Regions from separate parts of the Homo sapiens genome. Here region 1 is linked to region 2. Evidence: chromatin loops called from intact Hi-C (ENCODE). Cell type or tissue: ascending aorta. All regions are shown on one strand. Links, peaks and the distances in the headings refer to the core of each region. The heading gives the core; the rest is flanking DNA. Region 1 has its middle 140 kb from the start of FRY-AS1. Region 2 overlaps RXFP2 (relaxin family peptide receptor 2).

Region 1 (16,664 bases), core at 5,245-13,244, 140 kb before region 2:
CCTGGCCAACATAGTGAAACCCTGTCTCTACTAAAAATATAAAGATTAGCTGGGCGTGGTGGCACACGCCTGTGATCCCAGCTACTCAGGAGGCTGAGGCAGGAGAATGGCTTGAACCTGGAAGGCGGAGGTTGCAGTGAGCCAAGATCATGCCATTGTACTCCAGCCTGGATGACAGAGTGAGACTCCATCTCGAAAAAAAAAGGAAAAAAAAAAAAAAGAGAGAGTGGTAGAAGAAAGCATCCTAAAGAGGAAGGTACCTATTATATGCAGAGGTAACCAATGAAATTTGAAGGGAAGAGGCTGCAATGTGGGTGACATCATCCTCCTTAGAAGGAATGCTTCTAGAGCACCAGAAGGCCCTTTCTCTCTTGTCATGGTGTTTTCTGAGTTCCAGAGTTCATTTGAGCTTATAATTGGCTGCAGGTATGCATCTATCTGGGGCTGCACACACTGAGGAAATGAAAGAGACTGTGTCTTTCTCAGATTCATGTCTGTATTGCATCAATTACAGTGCCTTCCACAATCTTAATAAATTCCATCATTTAGCCTATAACTTTGGTGTTATTGCTATATCTCAACGACAACACATTTTCTAAGAACACACAGGCAGGCTGCCTGGCTTCAAATCACAGTTCTGCTACTTACTATCAATGTGAACTTTGGGCAAGTTACTTAAGCCCTCCCATGCTTTAATCCCTCTATTGATAATAAGCAAACCTTCCTCAGGGGTTTCCTTAGGATTAAACGAATTATATGAAAAGCCCTCGTGAGTGTTTGGATTATCATTATAATTTTCTTAAATATCTATACCAAAGAGTCAGCATCTTTTCTTGGCAGGATGCAGGGGCAGGCAAAGTGTGGGCTTCCATGTCAGGCTGTCTGGGTTTAATGGCAACTATACCACTCACTAGCTGTGTGGCCTTGGGCAAGTTATTTCATCACCCTGGGCCCACTTTTTGTAATTAAAAAATAAAAAAACACTAGGAGCACTTTCCATGTATAGTTCTGAGAATTAAGTGGCATAAGTCATGTAAAGAGCTAATAGTGTCTGGAATATTAGTAGATATTCAATAAATATTAATTTTAATTAGGCATCAACAAATGCCCCTTATTCATTGGAGAGCACACAATTTGTGAGTGGTTTTCTCACAGTCCACTGAGAGAGGAACATGGGCAGCTGGGCTCTCTCCACCATCCATGTGGCTGGCAGAAGTAGGATGGGATGGAGAGAGGTAGGTCTTAGGGTCCCTGCCCTGGCACAAGCACTTCCAGTGTGAGGAGAATGTGAGTTCCCAGCAGCATCAAGGAGCTGTGGATGGGATCTGTCTGAGCATAATGAAGCCATTCCCAACCTTCCGGCTTCCACGTTTCGCAGGTGCCTCGACCTCTAAGCCCTTGGCTGCACACTCCAGCGTGAAGCTTCTACAGTGAGTTCTTCCATCTGCCTCAGTGCAGAGACTCTGCTTTGGATTTTGAATTTCAACCTCCTCTCCACAAGCAGCCCCTTTGGGCACTGTCAGGATGTGTCGGTCACCCAGCAACTCTAGAATAGCCTTGTCACAGAAAGGGTGCCATCTGCTATCTCGGCCCCAACTCCAGGGCAGCTCTCTACCCTGGACATTCTTCCTGCTGCTCTCCACACCATCTTGTTATCAAGAGCCACGTGGGGAAGCCAGAAAAACGTTATTGTCCTTTAAAGGATGTGATGTGCTAAACCACAAGTTCATGTTACTGCTCTGCAATGGAGCTGACAACCAATTTATAAGCTAAATATAAGACAAAGACACCCTGTATACCCAGAGGAAATGAGCTGACTTGCCTGTGGTTTGCCTGGGGTTCATGGAGCACCCAGTAGGTGGTGGGCCCTCAGTTACCTTGGGTAATGGATCAAACACTGCAGAGTGAGTGAGGAAGATGGACTGGACCACGTATTAAAATATTTATAGGATGTTAAGGGAGACACTCACTCCTTTTGATCATCATACTTGAAAACATTTTCATTTGTTACATATAAAATGGATTAGACTACAGAATTCTGTACAAGGACAAACTGACCATGCATAACCTTCCATCCACTTTCTCCGACGGAGAAAACACTTCACCGTTTTCTCCACCGTCCAATTTCCGTCTAGGTTGTTGGTCTCACACACTCCTCAGTGTAGCAGGCTAAATAGTAGCCCCCCTAAGAGGTCCAAATCCTAATCTCTGGAATCTGTGTCTATGTTACCTTAACAGCAAAAAGGACTTTGCAGATGATGTTAAGGACCCTGAGATAGGAATTTTATTCTGGATTATCTATGTGAGCCCTAAATGCAAGCCCAAGGGGCCTTGTAAGAGGGAGGCAGGAGGGTCAGAGTCAGAGGAGATGTGATCGTGGAAACAGAGGACAGAGTCTATGCGGCCAGGAGCCAGGCAATGCAGTTGGCCTCTAGGAGCTGGAAAAGGCAAGACAAGGATTCCCCTACAGTTTAGAAGGAACACAGCCATGCTGACCCAGTTGACTTCCAACCTCCAGAACTGTAGTAGAAATTTACATTGCTTTAAGCAACTAAATTTGTGGCAATTTATTACAGCAGCCATAAGGAATAAATATGCTCGTGGTAGAAGTATGCAGGGCATTACGTACTGTCTGTTGAAAGTAAAATGTAAAGAAATAATAGATGTCAAAATAACAGATAATGTTAAGCAGCTACTAATCCATGTAGCATTACAAATAAAATAAAAGTAATGAGGCTGGGTGCAGTGACTCACACCTGTAATCCCAGTACTTTAGGAGGCCGAGGCGGGCAGATCACTTGAGGCCAGCCTGGGAGTTCGAGACCAGCCTGGCCATCATGGTGAAACCCCATCTCCATCTCTACTAGAAATACAAAAACTAGCAGGGCGTGGTGGCACACACCTGTAATCCCAGCTACTCAGGAGGCTGAGGCATGAGAACTGCTTAAACCTGGGAGGCGGAGGTTGCAGTGAGCTGAGACTGCGCCACTGCACTCCAGCCAAAAAAAAGTAATGACATCTAGGTTAAGGTTTAAAGTCTCCAATAGTCAATATTAGTATTTAGGGAACTTTTAAAAAATTATGTCTGAATGGGTACAAACATACAGTTAGATAGAAGAGATAAAACCCAGTGTTCAATAGCTCACTATAGGGTGACTATAGTTAACATTAATCTACTGTACATTTCAAGATAGCTAGCAGAGAATAATTCCACTGTCCCTGACATAAAGAAAAGACAAGTATTTAAGGTGATGGATACCCCAATTACCCTTATCTTTATATATTATACGACTGTATCAAACTGTCACATGTACTCCCAAAATATGTACCTCTATTATGTATCAATAAAAAAACTATCAATTTTTTTAAAAACTATGCCTGATCTCAGGATCCAGTGGTTTATATCTTACCATTTTTCTGCTTGTTATGAGTTACTTCCACCTTATTTTTCTTTATTTACATTATTCTCCTTTTATTCACAAGGTCAAAGTTTGTGGTCTAAAATTATCTCTTTTTCTTGTCTTAGAGCCATGCCCTGTGGGGAGAAAGCTCGGCTGTGGTTTTTAGCTCCCAGGAGTCCCATGAGGCTACTTAGTTAAGCAGCTGTGAAGGCTGCTTTCTTTTGAGGGTGGAGTCCCTGTTTTCATGGTGGGAAACAGCTCTTACTCCCAGGGCTATTCAGTGAGCCATCAGACAGCCTTGCTGCCTCCTCTGCCAGGGACATTCTTTTCACCAGAACTGTCAGAGTCACAGAGTGGAGCCTCCTCAGCCCCTCCACGGGAACACAGACAAGGACTAGGGTTTATGGGCCTCACTTGGTGGACAGTGTCATTTCAGATGTGTGCCTGCTGAATAGTGAGTCTTTTAGAACTCAGGGTCATAGGGGCTGGGGATAGGGAAGAACCTTCCTAACAAGATTGTAATCCATTCTTAAAATGTAATTTTAAGAAGTTGGAATGTAAATGTAAATCATAAGTTACCTTCTGATTTTCTTCCAGTCAAAATTACACAAAGACACCTTTTCTTCAAGCTCAGCACTGAATTCCATTTAAACCTTGACTCGAGTAAGTACAAAACATTTTCCCTAACTTGGATACCCTTTCTCCTGCCCATTCTTCAAATATCAAATCTTTAAGGATGTTTCTCTGATTGATCCAGTTCAGAGAGATCTCTCCCACCCCTGCACATCTCTAATTTGTTTTCCCAAGTTTCCAATAATTTATAACTCCAACTTAAAGTCACAATCTAAAAGCCTTAGATAAACCAAGTGCTTGGATCTCAGATCACTTTTTCCCAAAGAAAAATGCAGTAGCTAATCACGGCAGCCACAGTGAGCTGTGCAGGCTGCACACTGCAACTTCAGCAGCTTGCTCTATTATCACTGACACTTACTAAGCGCACGACATGTGCAAGACACTGTACTATGAATATCATGAGGATCACTTGGTTCCTTCAGTCCCCATACAAACCTTGTTATTTTCATTTTACAGGTAGGAATATTGGGGTTCCTTCTGAAAAGAGGTTAGGTAAATTGTGCAAATTCACACAGCTGGTACACATGGATCCCATCTCAAACCCAGGCCTGTTTAAATTAATCATACTAGGCACTTGGAACCAAAGAACTTAACAGTAGGGAGCAATGCTGTGGCAAATAAGGCACAAATAGTAAAATTTAAATATGCAATTATACCAGTCCTTTATACTGGTCTGATTTATATAATTATACTGAATTTTATTAGAATTCAAAGTGAAATTATAGATGAGATGTTGCCCATAGAAGGATTTGTCTTCCAATATTGAAAGATCAATACTAGGTTTCTAATCTGTATACCTGCTTCAGAACAATTCAAAATGAGAAAGAAAGCAAAGAATAAAATATATTCTATGTGAGTTCCTCAAATAAGCCATCAAGGAACCCAAGTATTTACAAAAACTCTCTCAAAGATGCCTATCACAACTTAATCTCAATTCTACCACTCCATGAATTATTTGACCTTTTGAGTAGTTGTTGTAAAATATAGCAAGGATGATAAAGGTGAGAACTGAGGGTAATACCACGTCATATTAAATGTAATTTGATATGGCAGGAAGCTTAATCTGCACAACAAAAAGGTTTATAATTTATGGTGGCTAAATGGCTGATTTAACATGGTGCTTTTGTTCATTATTTGAAAAACTACTGGGAATTAAGACTTTGCATAGAAATGCAAATTCCTATTCTAGTGTTGTTTCTGGGAAAAAAATCATACTGAATGTACCTCATTTTATTTTTTTTCCCTGCAAATATAATTTGCTATAACTTTGAGTACCCCTTGAAGCAAACTTTTGTAAATGTAAATGCCAATAAAATCTATCACTTGACTTTAATATCTTTTGGAGGTATTTTCATTTGCTACTCTCTCTTACTGTACTTTTTGATATCTATTAGCCCTTACTTCTGCTTCATTGTGATTTTTTTAATTCAAATGTCTTTTTCTCCTATCTCCTGAGTCAGCTATTAGATTATGAATTTGTCAAGTTTCTCAAGGATCCATCTTTTATGCAATTATTCACTAAATATCAATAATCTTCTATGTAACAAGCACTTTTCTAGACCCTGTGACCAGTATCCCCAGCCCTAACACAGTGCTTAGCTTAAAAAGATGCTGTATAAAATTTACTGAACAAACTAATATTTCTTACCATGAAAATCTTCTTCAGAAGAAGCAGAAAGATTTGGATAAATATTGTCAAAAATAACATCCAGTTATTCATGAAAATTAGAATGTTTCAGAATATTTTATTTAATACAACATAATCTCACCAAAGGCAGAGTGAAAAATGCTCAGTGATGTCCTAACAAGAAACTGAAGATGCACCTTTAGAATATATTTGCCATTCTGAAGATGTCCAGAAGTGGGCAAAAAGTTCCATGTTGCATGTTGTTCAAGTATGACACTGTTTATGATACTGCTGACTTCCTTCACTGGATCTTTTTTTTTTTTTTGATGGAGTCTCGCTCTATTGCCCAGGCTGGAGTGAAGTGGTGCAATCTCAGCTCACTGCAACCTCCACCTCCTGGGTTCAAGCGATTCTCCTGCCTTAGCCTCCTGAGTAGCTAGGACTACAGGCATGTGCCACCACATCTGGTAATTTGTGTATTTTTAGTAGAGACGGGGTTTCACCATGTTGGCCAGACTGGTCTCGAACTCCTGACCTTGTGATCTGCCCACCTCAGCCTCCCAAAGTGCTGAGATTACAGGCGTGAACCACTGTGCCTGGCCTCTCCATTGGATCCTTGATATACTTAAACCTTAATTAGTTTTTTTTTAAATGTTACTAACTCTAACACCTGGTTACACAGGCTATGAAAGCCCCTTACTATAGTTCACTTACTCTCTCCCCCACCTAGGCTAATCAGAAGCAATATCACTGATGGGCAGCACTCATGAGCCCATCTTTGGACACACTGATAAACACAGAGCATGTCAAATGGCACTGTTCTGAGATCTCTGTAAGAATGTTATCTTTCTCATGAGAAATCATCCACTATCTAATTTTCATGACTACAGAGTAGAAGTCATTCAGCAGATACTGAAGGCTGAGCATGAACCATGGGGCACTCAACCACTCCAAGGATAACACACACATGCTCATTAATACTACTAATATTGTAATTGCAGTCTCTGTTCCTTTTCTGAGCTATCTAGATCTCTCCAGGAACCAGCAAATCGTTTATCTCAGGTGTTGTGAGGACAATTATCTATCCTGCCAGGAGGGCCCATTAATGACATTAAGTGGTTCTTTTGCTTGTATCCATGATTTAAAAAAATTTTTAATTAAAAAATACACGTAAATAGGATGAATTTCTTATGTTCATATTATGTTTTCTGACAGGCATAGACAACATAATTAATTATGCTTTACATATGGAAACAACAGATATTGATATTGTATATAATTTTCTCCTTATGCAATGAAAATAATTATAATATGTGTAATTTTGAATTACACGTATTTGAAAAGAACAGTGAACACTTTTATACTATTTTATTAAACACTGCAAACAACATGGTGTTTAAAATAAATTTAAGCAGAAATTCTTGCTTCTATGTTCTCTCTCAAAAGCTAAATGGCTGATATGTCAGATGTATGATCTCATAATGATACTGAAAAGTAGAAAATAACAGCCACCAGTTTGTTTCTTAACCTTCATATAGAGTTTCACATAAGTAAGGGAAAAAGAAAAAAATTATTTTCAGAATCGGCTGACATGCAGAATTATCTAAGGCCACTGAAACCTAGTATTAATGTATCAGTTTCAGATTAAGATTTAGAAACATGGTGCAACATTGCCAGTGAATTCTATAAGATAAAGTACAAGAGGAGCTGGGCTGGTGAATAATTGATATGTGCCTAAGATTAGAAAAGCTAATTTACAGGCTGTTCCTGTGCAGTAGGCACTATGAAGTCTCAAATGAGCAAGTGAGAGGCCTGACAGCACAACATGCAATTTTACAGTCTTCTGTGCTAGTTTTTGTTTTTTGTTTTTTTTTTCGAGACAGAATTTTGCTCTGTCGCCCAGGCTGGAGGGCAGTGGTGCAATCTTGGCTCACTGCCAGCTCCACCTCCCGGGCTCATGCCATTCTCCAGCCTCAGCCTCCCGAGTAGCTGGGACTACAGGCGCCCGCCACCACGCCCGGCTAATTTTTTGTATTTTTAGTACAGACGGGGTTTCACCCTGTTAGCCAGGATGGTCTCGATCTCCTGACCTCGTGATCCACCTGCCTTGGCCTCCCAAAGTGCTGGGATTACAGATGTGAGCCACTGTGCCCGGCCTCTTCTGTGCTATTAATCATAGAGACCCATGTGTTAGAGAGTGAAAGAGCAGAATGGCCTTCCATGTTAAATTATATGGGTTATATAACTTTGTTAATGAGACAATAAGACAGTGACATGGTGCTCAGGGTCCAGAGCCTTTCCATGTGTGCATCTCACGGTATACTCATAGCTGCTTTGTACGACACTTTATAGATGCGGAAATTGTGCCTCATAGAGCTAGCGGCCAGGCTAAGGTCACCTGGCTGATACAGAGCACAGAATCCAAGCCTTCTGCCTCACCTTCCCCTGGGAAATAATCCCCTTTCATTAATTTGCTTTGGGGATGTTTTTGTATCAATCTTTACTTTCAGACAAACAATACTTTTGATGCATTCAAAACACAAAGCCTCTATCTCCTTCACTTCCCAGCTAAATAGAGTTCTGTTCAATTCCACGAGCAAAGGTATGGAAGGTGTCTTAGAAAGGTATTATCTTCCTTTTATATTTTATGTAGATCAGAAGACTTAATAAGAAATGTAGTTCATAAGAAATTCATCTTCACCTGCTTCTGCCTGTTAGACTACACTCATTTGTCACAGTATTGTCTCAGGACATAGAAACATGCTGAGTAACCAAAGACAAGCCAATGGGGAATTAAGAATGCATATCCAACCCAAAGCCCTGCCACTATCCTGAGGGATTACAAAGCTACACAAGCTTATATGCCAAGTGTCTATTAATATTTAAGCACATAGGAAAGGGCTGGAAACCTGGCACTGCTGCATTCCTTTTCATTTAACCTCCTTTCAACTCTGGGTTCCGTCTTAAGGAAATGAATTACTGTATCTGATAGCAATGTTCTCCAAATGCGCTAGGCACTGACAGGAGGCTTGGCATCTAGGAGAAGGCCTCATAGCCTTTCATTTGTGCATGCTATCAGCAGCCATAAGTGGAGTCACATGCTTGAGTGCCTGGTGCTTAGTAGAAAATTTAACTGTTTCCTCATTTTACAAACATTTTATGGTCTGTTCACTGGCACCTCCGAACAAGGAGTTCAGTAGTAAAAAAAAAAAAAAAAAAAAAAAAGGCCATTCTTCAACATTCCTAAGCATTTTTAGGCCTCTCCAGGTTGACTGTTCTCAAGGAATATGTAGGCAGACGACTGACTATCTGCAAAACTCACTCAGGCAGGGCGATGTACCAAAGCACTAGCATGCATTATGCACTGCTACAGGCATGCACTTTGAACAGCAGAAATACCACGTTAAATTGAGCAACATCTTGAAATAGCAACAGGAATTATTTTTAATATGATATTCAAGTGGGAATGATAAAATGCCATTTATCTAATGTCCGTGTATCGCTATTTCTGTTCTTCCCCTCAGTCATCTTGCAAGAATGAAAAAAACAAAGGGCTCAAAGATGGCACTACCAGTCTGGAATGCATGACTGGCTTTAAGGGAAGAAAGATGCATCTGGAAGTTAGAGAAAGGGAAGCAGAATCCAAAGTGGCTGAAGGAAGTAGTGACAAAGATGGCATAGCAGGGGCGTGAGGAGCCTCCTGAGCTGCAGCTTTCAACGTTTGCTTGACTGTGATCCACGATGAGACCTGCTTTCTACACAGGGCCCCAGGACCTACGGGATACATGCAAATGGGTGACCTGTGTATGTGCATGGATGGATTTACATAAATACAGACTTATATAAACAGACAACTGAAAAGTTTCATGAAATAACACTTAGCCATACTAGGTGTAAAGCACTCATCTTTCTATTTTGAGACTGAGTCTCACTCTATGGCCCAGGCTGGAGTGCAGTGGCATGATCTCGGCTCACTGCAACCACTGCCTCCCAGGTTCAAGCAATTCTTGTGCCTCAGCCTCCCAATTAGCTGGGATTACAGGTGCCCACCACCATGCCCAGCTGATTTTTATATTTTTAGAAGAGATGGGATTTCACCATGTTGGCCAAGCTGGTCTCGAACTCCTGACTGACCTCAAGTGATCTGCCCGCCTCGGCCTCCCAAAGTGCTGGGATTACAGGTGTGAGCCACTGTGTCCAGTCTTGTTCCACTACATTCTCTTTCTATGTCATTAAAAATGATGATTATACCCCACCAGTGGGTCACAGTCTACCATGTGGAAATCAGTGCTTGCAGCACTTAAAGTTTCTATTTATTATATTAACTCTAGAGGCTAAGTGTTAGATTATGACATTGTTCATTCTTTGGAAAAGAAGATTTTATACATCAAAAATTTATATATAGTCATCCCTTGGGATTCAAAAGGGATTGGTTCCAGGACCCCTGCAGATACCAAAATCCACAGATGCTCCAGTCTCTGATATAAAATAGTGTAGTATCTGCATATAACCTACGCACTTCCTCCTGTACACTTTAATTCATCTCTAGATTATGTATATTTAATACAATGTAAATGCTATGTAAATAGTTGTGATACTGTATTGTTTAGGGAATAATGACAAGAAAGAAAAGTCTCAACATGTTTACTACAAACACATTAAAAAATCCATTAAAAAAATAGACATTCGGCTGGGCATGGTGGCTCATGCCTGTAATCCCAGCACTTTGGGAGGCTGAGGTGGGTGGATCATGAGGTCAGGAGATTGAGACTATCCTGGCTAACATGGTGAAACCCCGTCTCTATTAAAAAATGCAAAAAATTAGCTGGGCGTGGTGGTGGGCGCCTGTAGTCCCAGCTACTCAGGAGGCTGAGGCAGGAGAATGGCATGAACCCGGGAGGCAGAGCTTGCAGTGAGCCAAGATCGCACCACTACACTCCAGCCTGGGGAACAGAGCAAAACTCCGTCTCAAAAAAAAAAAAAAAAAAATATATATATATATATACATATATATATACGTATATATACGTATATATACATATATATATACGTATATATATGTATATATACATATATATACGTATATATATATATATATATATTTTTTTTTCAATCCACAGTTGGTTGAATCCACGGATGAAGAACCCAAGGATACACAAGGCCAACTGTATGTGGAAATTTTAAAAATATTTTTCTGGCTGGGCACGGTGGCTCATGCCTGTAATTCCAGGACTTTGGGAGGCTAAGGTGAGCAGATCACTCCAGGTCAGGAGTTCAAGACCAGCCTGGTCAACATGATGAAACCCTGTCCCTACGAAAAATACAAAAATTAGCTGGGTGTGGTGGTGTACACCTGTGGTCCCAGCTACTCAGGAGGCTGAGACAGGAGAATCGCTTGAACCCGGGAAGTGGAGGTTGCAGTGAGCTGAGATCATGCCATTTCACTCCAGCCTAGGTGACAGAGCAAGACTCTGCCTCAAAATATATGCATATTTTTTTCCTGCAAATATTTACTTATAATCAATTTATATCAATAATAATTTCCTAAAAGAGATGAATAGAAATAAAAAGTTAATGTACTTGGAAGAAACTTGTGGAACTCAATGACAAGGATTTCCCCCTTCACTTACAGGCAAACAGACGATGGCTTACATGACCATGCATCTGGGTCGACCCATGATCTGAGCTCAGCCCTGCAGATGACCGGAGGGGCTTTACTCCCTCCCTTATATGTGCCAACATTTGGAGCTCCACAGGCCTAGGAAGAGTTGAGTGGAGTCTTTCTCCCATGCCTCTAGTCGCACCCACTAGATTACTTGGAAGCAGAGAGATCTTTTTGAAATAAAGTGATCTGAATCCCAGTCCCTTCCCTCTCAAAGTTATTAACATACCTTGGCAGAGGCTAGATGGAAGAAAGGACGGAGGTGCCTAAGGGAAGAATCCCCCTGAAGGCAGGAGGAGATGGGACCAAGGGAACTGCCTCTATACCAACGGCTAGACTTTCAAGGGTGTATTAGTCTAGGTCCATGAAGTGCTTTATTCTAGAATCTGCTCCAAGGCAGATGCTGGTGGGCAGCAGGATGATGCTCTCAGACAGTGTAGGTGAAATGAGATAGCCAGGCAACTGGTGCCCTTGTGACAGAGCTCTTGCCCTTGAGGAACCACTGCAGCCTGGGGGAACCAGCAGGACCTGGTCCAGTGCTAGTGCCAGTGAAGCGGCATTGGCAGTTGAAGTGGCCGTATTGTGCCACTTCTCTGTAGTCTTGTTGAGTTTCAACAAGTGGCAAGACTGGACCTCTGTCTTCAGCCCTGGCAGTAATGGAACACCAGGACCAGCAGGGTTGAGGGGTTCTTCCAGAACCTCATCTCCATGGGACGGTCAGGGCATTTAATTCCCTTAGGACATGGTCGCAGGAGCAAGAATGTTATCACTCAAGGGGCCAAGGCAGCCTGGCTTTCGGAACTTCTTGGTCTCCAGCCTTTTCCAGCAAATACAACACAGAAGGAACCATATCATTTTCCTTTTAGGGAGCAGTATGTGACTCTCTGCACCAAGGTGCATGGACAACATTACAGATTTGCTAGAATCTTTGCTATGCTGACAGAGGCAGGCAGGGCTGGTGTCAGCAACATCTGGGCCAGCTGCAGATTGTGCTCCATTAATAGCACAAACATCAAGACTGACTTCAAGACAAAGATGAGCACCTTTGTGATTTACTGAATTCATCAGGAATGGGTCCCAAGTGGTGGTATTATGACTGGATGGCCTGTTTAGGGTTGTACTTTGAAGAGTAGGGGTACACTGCTTGTCCCAGTGAACCTGGAGTCTCTAGTTTCTTTCCTTCCTGTTTTCCCCACTGATTCATTTATTAGCAAATATATATGATTAATTATGAACAAAATACTGTCACCATACAGCTTAGACTGAGTGATTATGAAATGATTAAAGAGAAAAACAGAAAAACCTTGAGCAACACATCCAGAAAAATGTTTATGGGTGGAATGTGGGAGGAATTATAGAGTTGAGTTCATCCTCAAAACAGCTCTCTTCTGCCAAAAACTAGATCAGGATATGAACTTAAATCCATTCTCATTTGTCAGAGCCCAAGAAACAAGATTAGAGAGAAGCAGCCTTACAGAGAGGGAAGAGGGAGTCACAGACAGAATAGAAACAGAAAGGGAGGAGAGAGAGAGAGAGGTGGGGGTATTCTTGGTGCAATAAACAGCTGCAGCAGGCATCTCACGGAATGTTTTAAAATCCATGTGGTGTATAAATTGATACAATACAAGAACTTCAAAGCAAGCTAATGACGACTAGATTCTTTAAAGTCTGAATCTGAAGCAATGTGAGAGGGAAGCATCTCAGAAGCCTGCCATAAAGGATGCAAGGAAGCTTCAACTCTGCCACAAAACGAATGAGACCTGCAGAAAAGGATCAGCAAATGTGAACCATAAACAAAAAGAGTTCTGAGCAGACTGGGACACTAAAGAACACTAGGACAGTAAGGGATGGGGACTTGAAGGAAGAGACAGTCAGTGTAAGGTGGACCATGATATGTGATTTGCCTATTATTAGGGGAAACATGATTCGGTCTGTCTCAGCTAGGTCTTTACTTTTCTTTAGGAAATCTGAGTTAAATTCTACAGGTAGTTTTATGCATTCCCAAATTCCTATTGAGGTACAGGTGCTCAGACAGGGCAGATCTGATCAGAAACATCCTGGCTTTTCCTTGTCTGAAGGACCATTACATATGGTGCTGTGGAAAATACACCAAAGAATAAGAAATTGACTCTATCTCTATCCCCCGCCCCACACTCGAACAGGAAAAGTGAATACTTTATATAAATGACAACAATAAGATGTTAAAACCAGTAAGCCCCATAAAAGAAACATAGATAAAGCACTGTGAGAATTTGGAACAAGAGCAAATGATTTCTGGCTGGAGATGGAGGCAGGGAGAATTTTGAGGGCAGAGGTTTTGTAACCAAGAAAATGTAGTGCGAAAGCTAAAAGCCTGGGCTTTGGAGCAAGAAGCTTGGACCTGAGTCTGGGCTCCTCCATCTATTGGCTCTGTGACCTCAGGCAATTCACTAAACTTCTCTGAACCTTAGTTTCTGCAATTGGTAAGTGCAGCCTGGAACAATGAATCACTCAAGGGTTACAAGTATCCACCTCCTGAAAGGACACAGACCCATGCACCTGATAGGCATGCTCAATTAGCGTTAGCTGCGATTACTGTTATTACAGAGGAGGCATTTGTCAAGCCTAGCCCCAGAGGCCATGGATGATTTTGGTTTGTGAGATGAGGGCAGGGCTGTGACAGACAAAGCTACTACAAAGCCATGGGATGAGAGGGTATGTGATGTCGCTGTTCTCTCATCTGTCCTCTCCACCCTCTTGCCCTGTTAAAGCAAATGCAATGATCTGGTTGGAATGAGAAGTGCTGTGTGTCCTTACATGACCTCATGGCAGCTTGCTCCTCCCGCATGTGTGAGCATGTGTGAGCAAGGGAGAGGGGGTGAGGGGTGAAGAGAAAAGGCTTAACATATTCCACTCTTTGTGCACACGGGCATGCAAGTCTTTAGTGAGATTCCTATTATGGCGGTGCAGCTCAATCGGCCGATTCCCATAATGCAAAATTTAATATGCACTTTACGCTTCCTGTTTTATCTCTGGGCTCAAACAGGAAATAAATGCTCATTTGCATAGCATCCCCTTTAAACCTACACACTGTGACCCTATTATGTTGGAATCTGACCGGCAGGGCTCACTCTTTCCCCCCAAAAAGTTACAGGCTTAGAACAAGTGAGTTTAAAAAGCTAGAGTCCCTCACATTCCAGAATCATGTTCTTAGAGCCTTCCAGTCAAGTTACAGTTTCAAACGAGTGGGAGTTTCAACAAGGCGACTGCTATGATGGCTATCAACCTGAAGAGACTGTGATTCTGTGAGTTTGGAAGTTACCTTGTGAGTTCAGTTAACACAGATATGTCATTTGTTTCTGAAGGACATGTGATGTCAAATTAAGATGTCTCTTCATTTCTCTACCTTCCCCCTCCCCTCCCCAAAATATAGGTCTGGATAATAATCAGAGCAATTAAGAGTATTTCATGAAGACCTTGAAGGCTTTTAATTCAATTCAATTCATATTTACTGGGTGTGCATTATGTGTATTTAGGTCATGAATAGAGTCCTGCTAGGGATACAAAAGTGCCCATGATGGCCTCTAACCTTTCATGTTTTACAATCTATTTGCAGAGACAAGACAATTAAACACATAAAACAAGATATTACTATGCAACACTGTGCCAATCACTTAATCTTTCTGTGCCTTGGTTTCTTGATCTATGAAAAGATGAAGTTGTTTTACCTCATAAAGTCATTGTGAGGATTAGCTGAGCCAGCATGTGCAAAAGCCCTTAGAGCAGAGCATGGTGTGGAGTATTAACGATTAATTATTGCTATCCTAGTTGTCAAGAGGATTCAGTTTTAATACCTCAGCATGGCACACACAACCATTCTGCAGACTCATCTCCCATTGCTCCTCAACAGATACCCAGGTGCCAGCCATATCGGACCAGTGCAGTTGCTTTTCTTTCCTTACCCTGAAGCAACATGGCTTTAGAGGCTGACAGACATGGGTTCGAATCACAGTTTCACCAGTGGATAACACATTAATAACATAACTCACACTTTTCACACAAATGTTTATTTGTCTGTCTCCTCAACATGACTTGGAGCCTCTTGGAGGCAGAGACTTTTGTTTAATTCATCTTTGTACCCCAGAGTGCCTAGTGCTCTGAAATTTGCTCAGTAAATGTCTGTTGAATGAATGAATGAATGAATGAATGAAGTGCACTGCTAGTAGCAGGAACATCACAGGGAAGTGAAAGCACAGGGGTGTGAGGGTCTGGCTGATGTGTGTAAGGGAGTCTGAGGACTAATGTGAAAAGCTAGGTGAGAAGCATGTTACTGAGAATCATGCATCCCAGGCTGGGTTCAGGATTCAAAACTGAGAGCAATGGAGAGTCAGAGAAGTCTTCCAAACAGGCCAAGAGTAATGAGGAGCTAAGCCAAACTACTGGGCTGACTGCAGGAGGGGAAAGAAAGGGCCAGGTCTAGGAGACATTGAAGAGAGAGACAGTAGAAGTTGGTAATTTGATAGATATGGAGGAAAAATGGAGTCATTAACTATGAAGTGAATGACAGTGTCAGGAGAAAGTTTATGGAGAAAGTTGAAGAGTGTTCTTCATAATAAATCTGTTTTGTTAGCAACGCAGTTCTTTAAAAACTTTCTTTCCATTTATAAAAATAACATACTTCTATTCTGGAAAATTTGGAACAGGCAGAAAAGTATAAAGAAAATTAAAATTACTTGTAATCTGGCCATCCAGAGAAAACTGTTTCTAACACATTGCTGATTTTCATTTAATCTTTTCTCAGTGCATACACATATATTTAACACTGCTATACCATTGTTACAAATTTATACAATGACACATTATACAAGGTGCCAAATTTACATTGAACACATTTTAATAAATATTTCCATTTTAATATTCTTCAAACTCCTAATTTTTAATGTCAGCAATAATGTCAGTATTGGTGAACCATAATTTATATAAATAACTCCTTATAGTTGTTCATTTGGGTGATCTTCAATTTTTCACTACTACAAATAATTTTGCAGTGAACACTGTGGTATACAAATCTGTACTGGCATTTCTAATTATTTTCTAAGGACAGGTTCCTATAAATGCAATTACTGATACTTTTACACATTACTTTTACATATTTGAAGTTATTAGCACCTGTTACTAAATAACTTTCCAGAAAGGCTGTATCACCTTATACTCCCTGTAATTTGGCCAGAATTGAGGGTTACCTTATAAAAACAACCAAAAAACCCAGTTTAATAGTAGAAACTGTCTTGATCCTATTCATCTTACATTAGTTTGCATTTCTTTAATTACTAAAAATGACCCATTTCACATTTGTTAGCCA
Region 2 (16,664 bases), core at 3,691-11,690:
TGTCTGGGAAGTGACACAGGGTGGCTTTGAATCCTCCCTCTGACCCCATAGGCCCACCCTTAGCCATTGCACTATGAGACTATCAATCAATTCAGGAATCTGCATTTCAAGGAGCATAAATCAGGACTAGTTAGAAACAATCTTCTGGTGCAGGGTACATAAGAGAAGACCAATGATAGTTGAATAACAGCTGAGTTGAATAAGAAATTAAAGAAAATAAATATAATCGACATTTACAAAAGTATTATATCTATGGATAGGATGACCAAAACAATTCTAGCAATTTAAATGTAAGAGATATTCTTTCAATTTTGAGAGGATACTTTTCAGAAAATAAAGAGACATGTTTTAAGTTGGCTAATAAAATTACAGAAGTCATGTTTTTTTTAAAAAGAGTCCTGTCCAGGTGCAGTAGCTCACGCCTGTAATCCCAGCACTTTGAGGCCGAGGTGGGGAAATTACTTGAGGCCAGCAGTTTGAGACCAGCCTGGCCAACATGGTGAAACCCTATCTCTACTAAAAATACAAAAATTAGTCAGGCATGGTGGCACGTGCTGCAGTCCTAGCTACTCAGGAGGCTGAGGCAGAAGAGTTGCTTGAACTTGGGGGGCAGAGGTTGCAGCGAGCCAAGATGGCACCACTGCACTCCAGCCTGGACGACAGAGCTTGACTCAGTCTCAAAAAAAAAAAAAAAAAATTGGAACTTCACAGAAATTGATTTAAGGAGAGTGTAGACACAGGAATGTCTATAGGTCATCATGACTCATTGAAGGGAATGAGGGATGTGGGCAAAGTGCTCCTAACCACGCACTTTGGCTGAAGGCTAGCATCATGACCCAGAATTCCCTTGGGCGGGTGTGGGAGATGATATTTTTAACATAGCAGAAGGATAAGGAACAAACTTCAGTAGGAACATCATCTACTTTGTGCTGGGCATTTCCTAGTTACTTGATTTGATGTTAATGGCAACTGTGTATGTTTGGCGTTAATATCCCCAAATAAAGATGAGGAAACGACTGAGAACACGAAGGCACGTCTACTTTGGTTCTTGGGAAAATGCTCTTGTGAGGCCTGAGCCCTTCAAGCAAATGCTGCCTTGTAGAGAAGCCCCTCAGGAGACTCTCCTAAAGGAGGTAGAACCTGCTGCTCTCATTAACAAATGATGTCATTTGTTAAAGGGCAGGGGTTGGAGTTTAGGCAACAAAGCTATGTCTGAATTACAAATGCACATTAAGCTTTTAGGATGAGTAGATCATTTCAGCTTGAGTCATTTAGTCCTGATGACCCTGGAGATCCCGCAAGCACGGAAAAGCAGAGCCTCTGGCCCTCTCTGGGGTCAGCCGGGTGTGCTGGTGCACACTTCGGAGGCTGGTGTGGCCACAACCTCTGGGTCTTTTCTGACTGAGGAGGAAGACTCAGAGCGTGGCTTTTGGATGCTTTTCTGCTCATTGGAATTTTGATCTTACAAAAGCAAAAATCATTTTCTCTGCTATTGCTGCAGTAGTGGATGAAAGATTTACTACCGGCAGCTAGGCATAAGACCAGTCAAGTCTGTGACTATTTTAGGAAGACTTCTCCACTGCATGGCACTGGGGTTGGCTTGTTAAACCTGTTCACGCAGGGAGAGGCATACTGTGTCATAGATTTTAAAATCCCTTAATTTCTTGCTTGTAAAGATTTCTATAGGAGTCAGATTTATAAAAATGAGTAGTCCTCCTGTGTTTGGAACATGAACGAGAGAGTCAATATATCTTTGTGTGGTGGCTTAGAAATTTTTTAAGGCAGTAATTTGCAGTTAGAAATATATTTTATATCACAATCCAGCATGCACCCAGCCGTACCCACGCTCCCAACACACACCTACACCCCCACACTCACTCTCACACCCACACACACTAGCACACACCCACGCACACTCATGCCCACACCCACACCCACATCCACATAATGAAAACAAAATTTCCCGAAATATCACTCTTTTAAAGTTATGTGGGATGAGCTTTGATCATTGCTATTCTATCTTATTCAGTTGAGAAGGGATCACATGCCTCTAAGTTGATTTCATGATCCCCTAATGGGATGTGACCCACTATTTAAACACATTCGTTAGTGATAATGCACCTCAGAGACACTCAGACCTGGATTAGAATTCTCTCTGCCACTCACTAGCTGTGTGACCTCAGGTAAGCTACTTAACCTCTTTAAATCTTAGTTTCCTCACATTTATAGTAGAATTAATGAGAGCATCTCCCTTGTGGGTATGTTTTGGGGACTAGACAAGCTGATGCTTATGAAGTGGTGAGAGTGCCTGGCCCATGGTAACCCTGGGTTGATGTCGGCACACAGGCAATTTCCATACAATGTAAGAAAATAGAATGTTAAGAAGGAAGCTCTATGTAAAATGGAAGCTTGCTGTGCCTCAGCATTTCATGATTTTTTATGTGACTTCTCTGAAAGAAATAATAGGGACTAAAATAAAAGCTTCCCCTACTTCTTTATGTTATTCCATCTTAAAAGCCATATCACATGTATGATTTTTATTTTATTTCAAATCTCTTTTGAAAGCTGAAGGAGGACTGTAAATGATAAATAACCAAGGAAAATGTCCTTACAATCTCCTAACAATATTTTCTTAATGTTTAGAAGAAGCGATTAAGCATTCGATTAAAGAGAATTTTGAAATAGAGAGGTGAGGCAATGTGAATAGGATCTTTTGAAGGTGGCATGTGATGTTTCCTTCCAGGGTTTATTATGAAAATAACTATGAGTTGCTTTTTTTTTTCTTCTTGAGATGGAATCTTGCCCTGTCACCCAGGCTGGAGTGCAGTGGCACAATCTCGGCTCACTGAAACCTCCCCCTCCCGGGTTTAAGCAATTCTCCTGTCTCATCCTCCCCAGTAGCTGGGACTACAGACACACGCCACCACGCCCGGCTATTTTTTGTATATTTAGTAGAGATGGGGTTTCACCATAATGGTCAGGCTGGTCTCAAACTCCTGACCTCAAATGATCCACCCGCTTCGGCCTCCCAAAGTGCTGAGATTGCAGGTGTGAGCCACTGCGCCCAGCTGACTGTGAGTTCTTTGAGGGCTGGACCTAACTAAATGCCCATCTCACATATGCAGAACGTCTAGGCGGCAGAGGCAAACAAGCAATCAATTGTCACAAATAAAAGGCATCAAGATGGTTTCCTTTTCCCTAGAAAAAAGATTGAGTTGCATCTAACAAGTGTGGACAAAGAAGGGGAGGAAGAGACTGAACATGTACGAATAGAACCTGCCGACTGCATTTCTTGTCATTCCCCATTTTCCACCCCAGAGTGGCATCTTCCTGAAGACATTTCAAAGCACAAATTTTATGTATAAGGAGAATAAATGAATACAATGTATTCCCCACCCTTTTCTCTCTGTGGCTTCCATCTCTATTGTCTAACTTAATGTCTTACTTGGTGCTCAGTAACTTTTTAAGTGAACATGTGAATTAATGAGCCATTTAGAAATAAAAAAAAAAGGAATTGAAGGAAGAGCACTTTTCAAAATTTAAGCTTCCCAAAGCAGCAGATTTAGGCTGTTATTCTGATGAGAAATTATTTTTTAGTCTTCCATGCACTTCATTTATCATTCCACTCTGTCATTATACAAATTAAATAAAAATTAAGAACCCCTGCTGTACTTGGTACATAGTGAAAAAAGAATCACTAGCTCTCTGTAGAAAGTGTATTCTGTGGTCTATTCTTCCTGCTCTCTGTGGAAGTGGAAAGAGACAGTTTTTACTGAAGCTTGGGGATTATAAAAATGGAGGATGCCCGCATGGTAGCAGTGCTGATGGCTTCTGCAGTGGTTTCCATGGGACCTCTGCCAAACACACAGCTGAGAGGAGGCTCGAACATACGACAGAGAATTGCTCAGTAGTCACCCTTCTTCTGTCTTCTGGTCAATATTCTGGACGTGTCTGTGCCAAGAGATTTTAAAATGACGTTTAGATGGCCTTTTAAAGCCAACTGGATTGCTGCTCAAGGCTATTTTTTGCTCCCCATCAACACTTTCCCTGGATTATTGGGAAACAACAGGTGAGAATCATCTTTCAGGTCCTCAGTTTAAGAATTGATGGAGATATACAAGTCCCTTTTTGCTTTCTCTATTTCTCTGCCAATGCTAGTCCTACATAAAGCTGAAGAAAGCCTGTATCCTCTCAGCCAGATGTTCTGGCTCTAACACCAGGGGCGATGGCTCCAGGGGGGTATAGGCCAAGGAGGAGTGCATCACGCTTAGTGGTGTTTAACAAAAGTCAGACGACCTGGTCACCAAGGATGGCAATGGTGCCTCAGAGGGGCTATAGAAATTGCCGGCAAGCCTTGCCATCTGTTCCAAAGAGCCAACTAACTGCAGCACCAGAGGGAACATTCATTTAGCATCCAGAAATGTTAACTAAGTGCCTACTATGTGCCGCAGTTTGTTGTCAGTCAGCAAAGCAGACAGCGTCCATCACTACCAAGAACTCAGGGGCTGGCATCTCTGAGGGGGGCAGCAGCACTGTCCCGGGCGGCTCCACTGAGAAGCCAAGGAGAAGTAGCTCCATCAGCGGAGTGCACCTGGCCAGAGCCTGCCCCTACTTCTGCGAAGAGTCAATTTTACTAAAAGTCCACCTTTGTTGGATAGATGATTTGTTGTTTGTTTGGAGAAAACTAGGAAAGTCTTTCTTAAAAGGCTTTAATGCTAAGGTAGGCGAAGAGAAATTGGCCTCTTGGTGGTTGTTGTTGTTGTTGTTTTCCAAACTTGGCAATCTTACCCTTTCAGGCAACTGTTTGGTACTCCCCGCCTGGATGGTGTTTCTTGGCCACATCAATCGTTATATTCAGAAGTTTGATCCAGTTTCATTCACACATATTTACCCCACCTCCTTTCCACTTCAGAGATTCCTGCCCTAATGGAATTTCTCCCAACCTCTATTTTCTGTCGTGTTCTTCTGGGACAAAGCAAACACTTCATGCTGGTAAAAGTCCCTCAGGACCCTATCCACAGATTTTTTGGGGGGGAGGGGGCAGAAAATATTACCCCCCTCCTTCTTCAGATGACTGCCTAATGTTTGAAAGACAGATTTGGGGAAATGCTGCCTAACTTTGTGGAACAGAGTGTAGGCTCAATACATTTTCATTTACATTGGAAAAAAAGAGAATTTCAAACTGCCAACCTCATCCTTACCAGGGATGGATGTCAGCCCCACATCCTCCTTGCCTGGGTGTCTTTATGTGGGTCACAAACAGAATGCTGTGGCTGTTGGTGGGTTATAAGGGATTTAAGGGAAGAAGGAAGACTTCTCTTCCAAAAGTATTATTTCTGCTGACTGGTAAACTGCCAAAACTCCACCTTTAGAGATGCATTCTTTTAGGTTAAAATCTTACCTTTCAGTATGTAAAATTCATCTCGTTCTGCATGAGTTGAGAGACTACCTTCTTCCTAAAGCCTGCCTGAGGCGAGTGAATGGAGAGAATGGGCAGTGTGGTGGGTGAAGGGGAGAAGACCATGGAAAGGGGGATTGTGAAGGAGACAGGCAAGGGGAAGCCCGATGGGAACTTGGTTTGAGAAATGTGGAGAGAAGGTGGTACCTTGGTCCCTTCACCTCTCTTTTAATTCTTCTCTGATTCATTGACTGCTATGTCCCATGGAACTTTCACTGGCTGTTCTTCCTCTGAGTGGGAATTATCCCAGATTCTATTCCCATCAACTTACGAATGTACCTGCATCCCAGGCTGCAGTGTATGTTTGGGCAGGACCCACCTCACATAAGCGTGGGTACCATCCACATAGACTGCTCGTGCTGAGTGTGTGGAAACTGCACAGGACTAGACCAGGTCCCTGGATTCTTCTTTTGTGATGCACAAAGAATGAAGATCTCTTGTCTTTCCTATAGTAAAGCCTTCCATCTATGTTCTGTGCTCACCTCGACCTTGCTTTCTCAGACTCTGCATTCATTGTTTCCTTTCTTTCCTATATTGTGTATATATATATAATATATATGTATTTCTTGAAATGGATTTTCACTCTTGTTGCCGAGGCTGGAGTGCAATGGCATGATCTCGGCTCACTGCAACCTCCGCCTCCAGGGTTCAAGTGATTCTCCTGCCTCAGCCTCCCAAGTAGCCGGAATTACAGGCATGCGCCAACACACTCAGCTAATTTTTTTGTATTTTTAGTACAGATGGGGTTTCACCATGTCAATCAGGCTGGTCTTGAACTCCTGACCTCAGATGATCCACCCACCTCAGCCTCCCAAAGTGCTGGGATTACAGGCATGAGCCACTGCACCCAGCTATTTTCAATATCTTTGTCTCTCTATTGCACAGCTCCCATCTTCAAAACAAACGAGTCAACCAACCTAAATCCTGTTATATCTGCCTGCCTGTAAAACTGAGATATACTCTCCTCCCCTTCACAATTAAATTTCTCAGAAGAACCATACAAGTAAGTCAATGTCTCCACTTCTTTACCACACTTTCATTCTTAAATCCATAGCTTCCATCTTGACCTTGCTGCTCCGCTGACATTCTTCTCACCAGAATCACTGTCATCCATTTTGACACTAAATCCAATGGCTCTTTCATAGTCCTCATCTTGCTTGGTTTTCTGCATTTGACACATCCAACCTTTGTCCCCAGGTTAAAAACTTTTTTCCCTCCATATTTTCTAAAAATTCCTTTTCTTCCTCTTTATCTCCTTAATTCATCAGCTCCATTTTCTTTGTCAATACACTGACTATCTCTGACATGCGTTAGATCAGAGGTTTCTAGATTTTTGCATTTCTTAGACCAAATAAATTCAATTAAAGAATTTAGAGAAACCTGTCAAAAGTCACTAATGTTTTAGTTTGTTAAATAAGGATGATTTTAAAACTCTGAGTTACCATATATTTTAACATTGATTTATTAGAAAAGTAGTATTTTAGTGTTAAAAATTAGAGAGACTATACCTACAGAAGAAAAGACAATCTTTTCAAAGGAATACATTTGGCTTTATGAAAAATGTATTCCTTTGAAAAGATTGTCTTTCATCTAATTCATGCTGATGAGACGGTGAAACTTTCATTCCTGACGCAATAGTCAGGACCAGTGTTTTGAACCATGTGTGAGAAAACGGAAATGGGCAATGCAACCAGAATTCTTTAGGGAGGTTAGTCCTCTGTTCTGTGACTCACAAATATTTTCTTGCAGTTTGTCACTTGTTTTTAACTCCGTTTATGAGAGGCTCCAGAGATGGAACTGCCAGATCCTGACTTTAAAATAACTATGCAAACTAAAAATAGAAGGTAACTTACTTGATTTAATTAAGTGTAGTTATCTATAAAACCCCACAGCATATGAGTGAGGTTTTGAAGGGTTTCCCTTTGAGACTGATGATGTCCACTATTACTATATCTATTCATTGTTGTACTGGAGGGCTTAGCTAATGGAGTTAAACAAGGAGAGTAAATTAATGGCATACATATTGGAAGAGAAGACATAAAACTGTGATTATTCATAAATAATATGACTGTGAATATTAAAATAATAAATTATTAGCATTGGTGAATTTTGCAAAGTTTCTATAAAGTCAATTGTATTTTTATATTTCAGCCACAATTAGACAATGAAACATTTTAAAAATCACACCTTTTACTACAGCATGAACAGGGTCATGTATTTAGGAATAAGTCTAACAAAAAATGGGCAAGACATTTATGTAAAGTATATACTATTAGTGAAAGACATTACAAACATAAATAAGTGGAGGACAATATTTTAAAGATGTTCATTCTTTCCCTAAATCAATCTATAGATTCAAAGAAATCTCAATAAAAATCCCAGGAGTATGTGTGTAGGAATGGATAAGTTGATTCTCAAAGGCATGTGGAAATGCAAAAGAACACGAAGAGCCAGGCTACCACTGAAGAAGGAGAACAAGGAGAGAGGACTCATTATCTGTATGGCAAGACATATTATAATGGTACAATAGTTCAGGCAGTGTGATGTTGGTGGAAAGATTGAAAAATAGACCAATGGAACAGAATAGAAAGTTTGGAAGAAGACAGACACATATGTAATCATTTGTACCACAGAGGAGTGAGGCGAGGTGATGCTCAATTCTAGATAGATAATAGGTTGAAATATGAAAGGAGAAACAATACAGTTTCTAGAAGATAACATAAGAAAAAATCTTTATGACTGTGAGATAGATGTATTAAGGAGAATACAAAGAAGAAAAGCCAAATAAAAGTACTAATCATAAAGGAAAAGATACCTAAATTAGACAATATACAAATTAAGAACGTCCTTGTATTTATTTTTTTTGAGATGGAATCTTGCTGTGTCACCAGACTGGAGTGCAGTGGCACGATCTTGGCCCACTGCAACTGCTGCTTCCTGGGTTCAAGAGATTCTCCTGCCTTAGCCTCCTGAGTAGCTGGGACTACAGGTGCACAACACCACGCCCAGCTAATTTTTCTTTTTCTTTTTTGTATTTTAATAGAGATGGGGTTTCACCATGTTGGCCAGGTAGGTCTCGATCTCCTGACCTCGTGATCTGCCCGCCTCGGCCTCCCAAAGTGCTGGGATTACAGGCGAGATTTTTACACAGTGCCTGGCCTGTCTTTTAAAAAAAGTCATCATTAAGAGAGTGCAAAGACAAGCTGCAGAGTAGAGGATATTTGCAAAGGGTCTGTAATTAACAAACGTATAGGTGTCCTACTAATCAATAAAGAAAAATGAACGGTAAATAGAAAAATGGGCAAGAGACTTGAATAGGTACCGAACGAAAGAGGATATCTGAATGACGAAAAACATCTGAAAAGGTATTAAATCTAATTCATAATCAGAGAAATGCAAATTAAAACCATGATAAAATATCACTAAGATTACTAGTATGGGTGTAATTTAAAAATAAAAAACCCAATGATACACTATTTGGTGAGGATGTAAAATCATGCAAATCCTCATACACTGGTGGAGTGTTAATTGGAACAGCTGCTTTGGAAAACAGTTTATCATTATCTACTAAGTTTGAAATTGTGCAAACCCTACGAGTCAGTAGATTTACTTCTAGGTAAATGCCCATAGAAATTCATGCACATGTGCACCAAGAGATTCATACAAGAATGTTCACAGCAGAATTATTCACAATAGCCCCAAGCCAGAAATAATCCAAGTGTCTTTGAAAAATAAAACGGATAAACATTTGTGGAATATTTCTCAATGACATACCATATAGTCTTGAAAATGAGCAAACTACAACATCCAAAGTGATTTCAGATCAAGCAGGGCCAGTGGACAGTTCTCCTTCACTTTTTACAATTATCTTGTATTCAGTTAGGAAAACATTCTTTGCAGCTCTGACTTTTAAGATAATTAAGATACTAAGATTGTAGCATGTTCTGTTCTCTGTATTTCCTATTTCTTTGATGATCATCTCAGAAGTCATTTTTGCAAAAACTTTACTGAGACTTTTCAAAACCACTCCTCAGTACAAACTTTCCCTTTTTTCTACCCAAACCATCTTGCACATACCTCTATGTAATATTTATAGCATGTCATTATTATTATACTATTAAGCTGGTGCAAAATAAATTGTGGTTTTTGCCATTAAAAGTAATGGAATTTATTAATTTTGATTCTCTCAATGGCTAGAAAAGTTTTCAGTTCTTAGTATATAGCAGATGCCTCAAAAATTGTTGTCTGAACTTAATTAACATTTTCCGGAATAGCAATGCCGTTTCTGTAAGTGAGCCACAAAGACCTAAAGCTCCATATGTAGGAGTGGAGAGCACATCAGTGCTTCAGTGATAATCCATGTCAGAAGCTTAGGCCAAACTTGGGCATACATCTGCTGATGATGATGTCAGTGTGGGTTGAGTGCATGTAATAGAAGCATTATGCTCATTTTCTTTTTTTCATTTATCTTACACCAATGGTTCAGTTTTTTTAAGTGAAAAACTTGCTTGGCAACATCTTCTGTTTTTTTTAAGCCATTTTCTAGGGAAGAGGAGCGGTGGCAAAGGGCCTCTCTTAATTTTTCAGCTGGAATCTATGTAGGATGGGGTAAGGTGGCCCATATAATTTTGAGAATCGGGTCACAGCACAGGTAATTTTCTCATGCTTTATTCTTTTCAAAACTTACAATTCACAGGTAAAATGAACAAAAATAACAGCATGTACACAACCCTGTGCTTTTAGGGAGGGCAATTTATTTTTCCAAGTGGTTAATTTTAACTTTAGTTATTACAGTAAGAGTGGCATTTTAAAGTGGGAAACAGGAAACAGCCAAAAAGGAAATGGCTTCAAATAAGGGAACAGAGTTTTCCTGTAACACTCAGTGTAGATTATTATCCTTTTCCTATGTATAAGAAAGTTTACATAACTATCATCTCACCCTCAGATTGAATTTTGAGGCTTTTAAGGGAATACTTTTACAGTGGCTCTTAAGGCAGAATGAAAGAGAATCAGTGTCTTCTACATTTCTTATATACCATGGGTTTACATGAAAGGAAATTATGAGTAGAAATATCTACAGCAATAGATATATTATTTTTTAGCCTGTGGGGTTGAAACAGAATGTCCCAGGCAAGGTGTGAATAACAGAAAAAGAGAGAAAGAGGCAATGACCTATTCAATGTCTACTGGCTGAGCTATAATCGAATAAAAAATTGGATAAAGAAAGCCAGGTGATGAATAAGAAGTAGAATCTGGCCCCAAATCAGAAGAGATTCTTCCTTAGCCATTTGTCTTATGAGTTTATTAATTTCTCTTAAAGGTGGGAGTGGTAATTAACATCAAGTCTGCTCTATAGGTAAACTAGCATATTAATTACAGTTTTTGAACTATACTATTTGTTAAGAAACTTTATATTGATAAGTAGACAATGTAGATTCAGCTATTCCCTTACCAAATACTTAATTTGTCCTCATTGCCCCCAAATTTAAAACACCGTTTCAAGTAGAATTAATGTGTCAAACAATCCAGGTGAATCCAATTAGCAATCCTGATACATACAAAGAATATAACAAAAATTAGCATCTCAAAGAAAAAAAAGCCCATGTATATTTTGGCCAGTTTTTCCAGGTGTATGATCCATTGAACAGGTTTATCAGAATCACCTGGGCTGCTTCCTAAATGTGCAGAGCCCATGACCCACCATAGACCTATTGAATCATCAGGGGCTGGAGTTCTGGAATCTATGTCTCTGACATCATGACAAGTGGTTCTTGGAAACTCGATAATTATGTAAGTATTGTGGATGAAGCGGAGAAGTTATTTGGTATGCCGAAGGCCAAACGCCAGTCAAGGTCAAGGCTATGACTTGAACATGGGTTTGCTGACCCCAAATCCAGCATCCTTGTTGCTCTGCTGCCTCCCGTCTCCTAATCTCTTAACGTTTGTGTAGCACTTTACTTCACGACTCCAGATCTCTGGTGTCTGTATGTTCACCCATATCCAATCTTTGAAAACGGACAGTCTGAAGGACAAAGTCTACCTTCTTTGCTGAACTTCTGGATCAAGGTCATCCATTGTGAGAAAACCCTGAATATGCTCTCACATCATACTCTTCCACAGACACAGAAAAAACTGATACTATGCTTTTTCATGAAAACATTTGGGTTGTAGGAGAGAAAGCTCTCCATAGAACATGAATTCAGAAAAGGCCACTGTTGCGAGAGGACGTAAAACCACTTGTTCTGCAGGGAGCCGGGACTGCAGAAACAATCGCAACTGGGTTCAATGCCAGTTTGAGAAAGGGGCTTAGTGCAGCCCAACTGGCAGAGGCTGGGATCTGCATGAAGCCAAGCATTGGGACTCAGCCCCTGACAAAGCATGGGGTATGGAATAACTCTGATCGCCCAAGATTGTGATTTAAATAATGCTTGCTCATGGCCAGCAAGGAAAGAAGTGGTGATACCACTGCAAATGGGCATGAGATTTGGAACTGGTTCACCCACAGGCAAAACCTCTGAGATGCGACAGTTCAGACCTGAACACTCCCTGGGCTATGTGGAAGTACTTCTGAGACTACTTTGAGGAGCTGTGTGCAGGAGAAACATTCTTCCAACTTTATGAAAATGTCCAGGGCTCCGCAAAAAGGGGGAATTCATACCTGGGAAAGAGATGATAGAGCTTTTTTTTTTTTTAGATGGAGTCTGACTCTGTCACCCAGGCTGGAGTATGGTGGCACAATCTTGGCTCACTGCAACTTCCACCTCCTGGGTTCAAGCGATTCTTCTGCCTTAGCCTCCCAAGTAGCTGGGACTACAGGCACGCACCACCACGTCTGGCTAATTTTTTGTATTTTTAGTAGAGACAGGGTTTCACCATGTTGGCCAGGCTTGTCTCAAACTTCTGACCTCAGGCGATCTGCCCACCTCAGCCTCCCAAAGTGCTGGTATTACAGGTGTGAGTCACCACGCCCAGCTGATAGAGCTTTAAAGACTATTTTAAACTCTGCGTGATTAAAATTCTCAAAGAACTAATGGAAGGAATATATCATGAAATAAGAATGAAAGTTTATAAAACCCCAAACAGACAGCTTTAAACGCAGTTGGAATGATCCAAATAAAAAATATAGTCACTGAAAAAAAAAACAAAAACAAACCTAGCAATTGAATAGAAAATAAACTGGAATCAGAGAAAAGGAGAATTAGTTAAAATTATCTTTCCTTCATCAGACACATTCTATTAACACTGAATTTCCTTGGGCAAATAAAATAGCCATTATGCCACTCGAGAATAATATGGCACAGAACAGTTGGTGATCTGTAGAGGGGCATGGCTAATGGAGATCTGTACCATCATAGCAGAAACCCTTTGGAGAGATATGTTGCAGAATTTATAACATTTTTTAGAATTTTAGAAAGTTAATGCACATGCTATGAACTATATAGTTTCCTACTGACCTGGGGCAAAGTTCCCTAAGCAAACACATGAACATTTTTCTATAGCACAGTGTATGAAATTTTACAATAAGTGCATAAAGAATCTAAATAGCTCCTGGCCAATTCTGACCAGATTTTGTAGGCAAAGGTGATCAACTCAGTTTTCTGAGCTTTCTGGATTTTAGAATTGTAGACAAATCATTGGACCTAGAAAAAGAGAGCACACCAGTATTGAAGTAATACAGAGATACAATATTCATTTGGTGGTATTTGGGCATGTATTCTAGCAAGCAACAGACATGGTGACCACTGGTCGGGCCAGGAGACTGTGGGATAGAGACAAATAATAGAAAGAAGGCAAAGGCCAAAAAAGGGAGACAAAGAAGATCCAGGAAGCCCCTGGGGAGGGAGCTCGGCAAAGACAGGAGGTGATTAGAGACAGGAATACTTAAGGGGGCGAATCTAGGGATAGATGTATTCCAAGGTGGAAATGAAAAGCCAGATGTGACCAATCAGGATGGAGCAGGTGTGAGAGTTACCGAGAATGGGATGTAGCCAGGACAAAGGCAGAGTTGGAGGATATGGGAACTCAGAGAGCAAGAGAGCTGAAGAGCAGGCCCAAGGTGAGCAGAAGGGAGATTTCAGAGGTGAGGACAGCAAGAAGATAGGGATGGGGGTAGGAGGGCGAGACATGAAAATGGAGAAAAGACAGGCCGGGAGAGCATCTGAGACAGATGCCTGCAGAGGCAGGGAGGAGGGGAGAATAAATAAAGATGGGAAGGAGAGGCGAGAGGCTTGAACAGGAGCAAGGGGGCCCGAGTCAGAACAGTGGGAAGGGGGAGGATGGGAAAGGAGGACTAGAACTTTATCAATCACATTGAACATGTTGTAAAGGCTTTTTACTTTGTAATAAAGTTAAATTTTCAATCGCAATTCTTTAATTTTTTTTTTTTTAATTTTGAGACAGAGTCTCGCTCTGTCGCCCAGGCTGGAGTACAGTGGCGCAGTCTCGGCTCACTGCAACCTCCGCCTCTCAGGTTCAAGCAATCTTCTTGCCTCAGCCTCCCGAGTAGCTGGGACCACAGGTGTGCACCACCATGCCTGCCTGATTTTTGTATTTTTAATAGAGATGGGATTTCACCATGTTTTCCAGGCTGGTCTTGAATTCCTGACTTCAGTGATCTGCTTGCCTCCCAAAGTGCTAGGATTACAGGTGTGAGCCACTGCGTATGGCCTCAATCTCAATTCTTTTTACATCTTAAAACACTCAAAAGTCTGTTTATCACATGACTGTTGAATCAGCTGTTTTATTTTCGCTTCGGAGCACTTTTCTGATAACAACATTGACCTTCACTGCAAACTTAATTTTTTAAAATACATGCAAAAACCTGGAAGTACGGGTGAGTAAAGCATATGAGAGGTTTATTTTTTGTTTTTAGATAATTAGGCCTCTAATGCCACTACTACTTCACATGTGAAACAAGCACACTCATTTTACCCAAAGAATGTTGTTATATGTTTACCAAATAAATAAACCAAGCCATTCTGGGCTCTTAAATAGATATGTACTGCTAAAAATTAGTTGCATTTTTTGTTGCATAACTATTTATACAAAATCATTCTTTGCTAATTGAATTTTATTTGGTTTACTATATTCCAGAATAAAAATGTGCCATTTTTCGATACCAACCTATTAGAAAGCAGCATCCCAATTTTGCCTCTAAAATTCACATGGCAGGCAATTTTGTCACTTCAAGTGAGAGGCCTTAAAACTCTTTGATTACATCTGGTCATATTTATTCACAGTAAGATGAACACACGAGTAAGCATCTGTTGTGAGATGTATTTAGCTGGCGTCTTCAGAGATAACACATCTCTAAAGGTTTTAACTCCCATGTTCCCAATCTTTTTCCTCCTCCCTCACAGTGGGCTTCATTCAGCCCGCAAGCAGGTCAGTCTTCGGGATGACTGGCCTGAAACATAATTGATTTTCACAACTATCCACAGCATGAATATAAAGTTGTGAAATTAAAATTCAGATGGAAAACCTTTTCTCAAGTCAGAGTGGCCAAGTGAAACTGACATCCGTAAGAAAGGACCATGCCAGGCATGCCTTGAGTCTGGCCACTAGGGGGCAGTCAAACACTGCTCCCCTCAAAATACTGTTCGGGCCCGGTTTTGGTTAACCTATTTTGGAGGTTAAGCAAATTATTTAAGTAGCAATTGGTAGTTGCCAAGTAGCAGCCTCAATGCTTCATGCTTTTACTTTCTTACATAAGCCCATGTTTTTGATTTGTAATATGGTTCCTAATTTGTCCATTAAGAAATGTTTTTTAAAAGTTTAAAGTTATGTTTAATAACTTTATTTTAGAGATGTTTACTCTTAGAGACAGATACTGTTTTTAGATCTGCCTGTGGCTTTGGAGTTCCCAGTCTAATTACGTTAACGCAAGATAGTTACTAACAATTACATGAATTTTATGGACATATTTCAACAGGTTGAAATTCCACAAAACACAATTGGTAGTTACCAAGTAGCAGTCTCAATACTTCATGCTTTTAATTTCCTACATAAGCCCATGTTTTTGATATGTAATATGGTTCCTAATTTGTCCATTAAGAAATGTTTTTTAAAAAGTAGTTTGAAGCTGGTTAACAGAGATACACAGTGAATAAATTAATGATAAAACACACGTAATAATAATAAGATACATTATGCATAGTTGTCTGTTAGTGCCTGTAGCTTAAGGCAATCACTCATTCCTTAGGCACTCCAGAGTGATGATGGTCAGAGAAGAAAAGACGATCACATAATTTCTAATTTTATGTTTTGTTTAGATCTGGCCTAAGAGTCTATCACAAATATTATTTAAATTAAAAAGACAACCTTTACTCTTAGGCAACTCTAAATGAGCTTTCTTTGGTTACTATGAAAAGCCTTACCGTTTTAATTGTCCACAATTTTGTTGTGAAAAAGAAAAGAGTTTTACTAATTATAGAGCAAATTCTATTATTTTTATAAGTAGGAATAAAATGTCAAAGCATTGATTAATGTGTCTTGCTTTGAAAAGAAATCATTTTAAACATAAAGGTTTAAATTAGTAGTCAAAAGTAATATAAAATTAGAAAATAAAAATTTCCAGGATTATAATCAATAAATATTTGTTAGGTTGGTACTAGGAGTTTGAAATATGGCTTTTACTTAGAAATAAAATCAAACAAAAATTATTAATTGAACTTTTTTTTAGTTTAAAGGGTGACTTTACATTATGGTAAATCACAAAATGTTATTTTAGTAATAGATGTTTTTCATCTCATAAACGGTTTAAGCAAAATCAATTAAATGCATTATGTATAAAAGCAAAAGTATAGTAAAATTGGTTAAACTGTGGTTATAGTCCCGTACATTAAAGAACTTTTTAAGGGCACAGATGAGCTCTATGACATGTCTTAAGAACCTGCTTTGTAGCTGTATATTCTTAAAATTGTATAAAATTGAATATTCAAATGTGGATAGAACATGAACTTCTGAAGTAGGACCTTAAATATAGAAATAGACTGCTTGTTGCAACTGTACTGCATGCAAGGTGAGTTCATATATTGTTTCTTCTTAGTTAATCCTTAGCTTTTCATGTAAGAGATATTAAAATATAAAATAAAAGTCATGCTAGGTGCATGGAGATATAGATTTTAAATATTTGTAGTAAAGTTTTAGTATTATTTTAAATTCAAAATAAAATTTAGATATTTTAAGCCTTTTAAAAATCTTTTGT

What was found. A loop is a pair of places that touch in the nucleus more often than their neighbours do. Peaks named below come from ENCODE experiments on the same cell type or tissue, not always from the same donor. Only the 100,000 strongest peaks of a DNase experiment are listed, where the experiment ranks them.
Region 1: a loop joins it to region 2, with 2.6 times the contacts of the local background. A loop is called at or near these places in 1 of 110 quality-filtered maps.

Annotation. Positions count from the first base shown.
Region 1 is chr13:31,883,596-31,900,259 of GRCh38, reverse strand. It overlaps the pseudogene EEF1DP3. Among named protein-coding and RNA genes, the nearest start is that of FRY-AS1, 140 kb to the left of the region's middle. In ascending aorta, for the core only: no CTCF peak of the experiment used is centred there; DNase peaks (open chromatin) are centred at 8,660, 9,030 and 9,391; H3K27ac peaks cover 5,274 bases.
Region 2 is chr13:31,740,655-31,757,318 of GRCh38, reverse strand. All of the region lies in intron 1 of RXFP2 (relaxin family peptide receptor 2), which reads right to left. Among named protein-coding and RNA genes, the nearest start is that of RXFP2, 9.5 kb to the right of the region's middle. In ascending aorta, for the core only: no CTCF peak of the experiment used is centred there; a DNase peak (open chromatin) is centred at 7,112.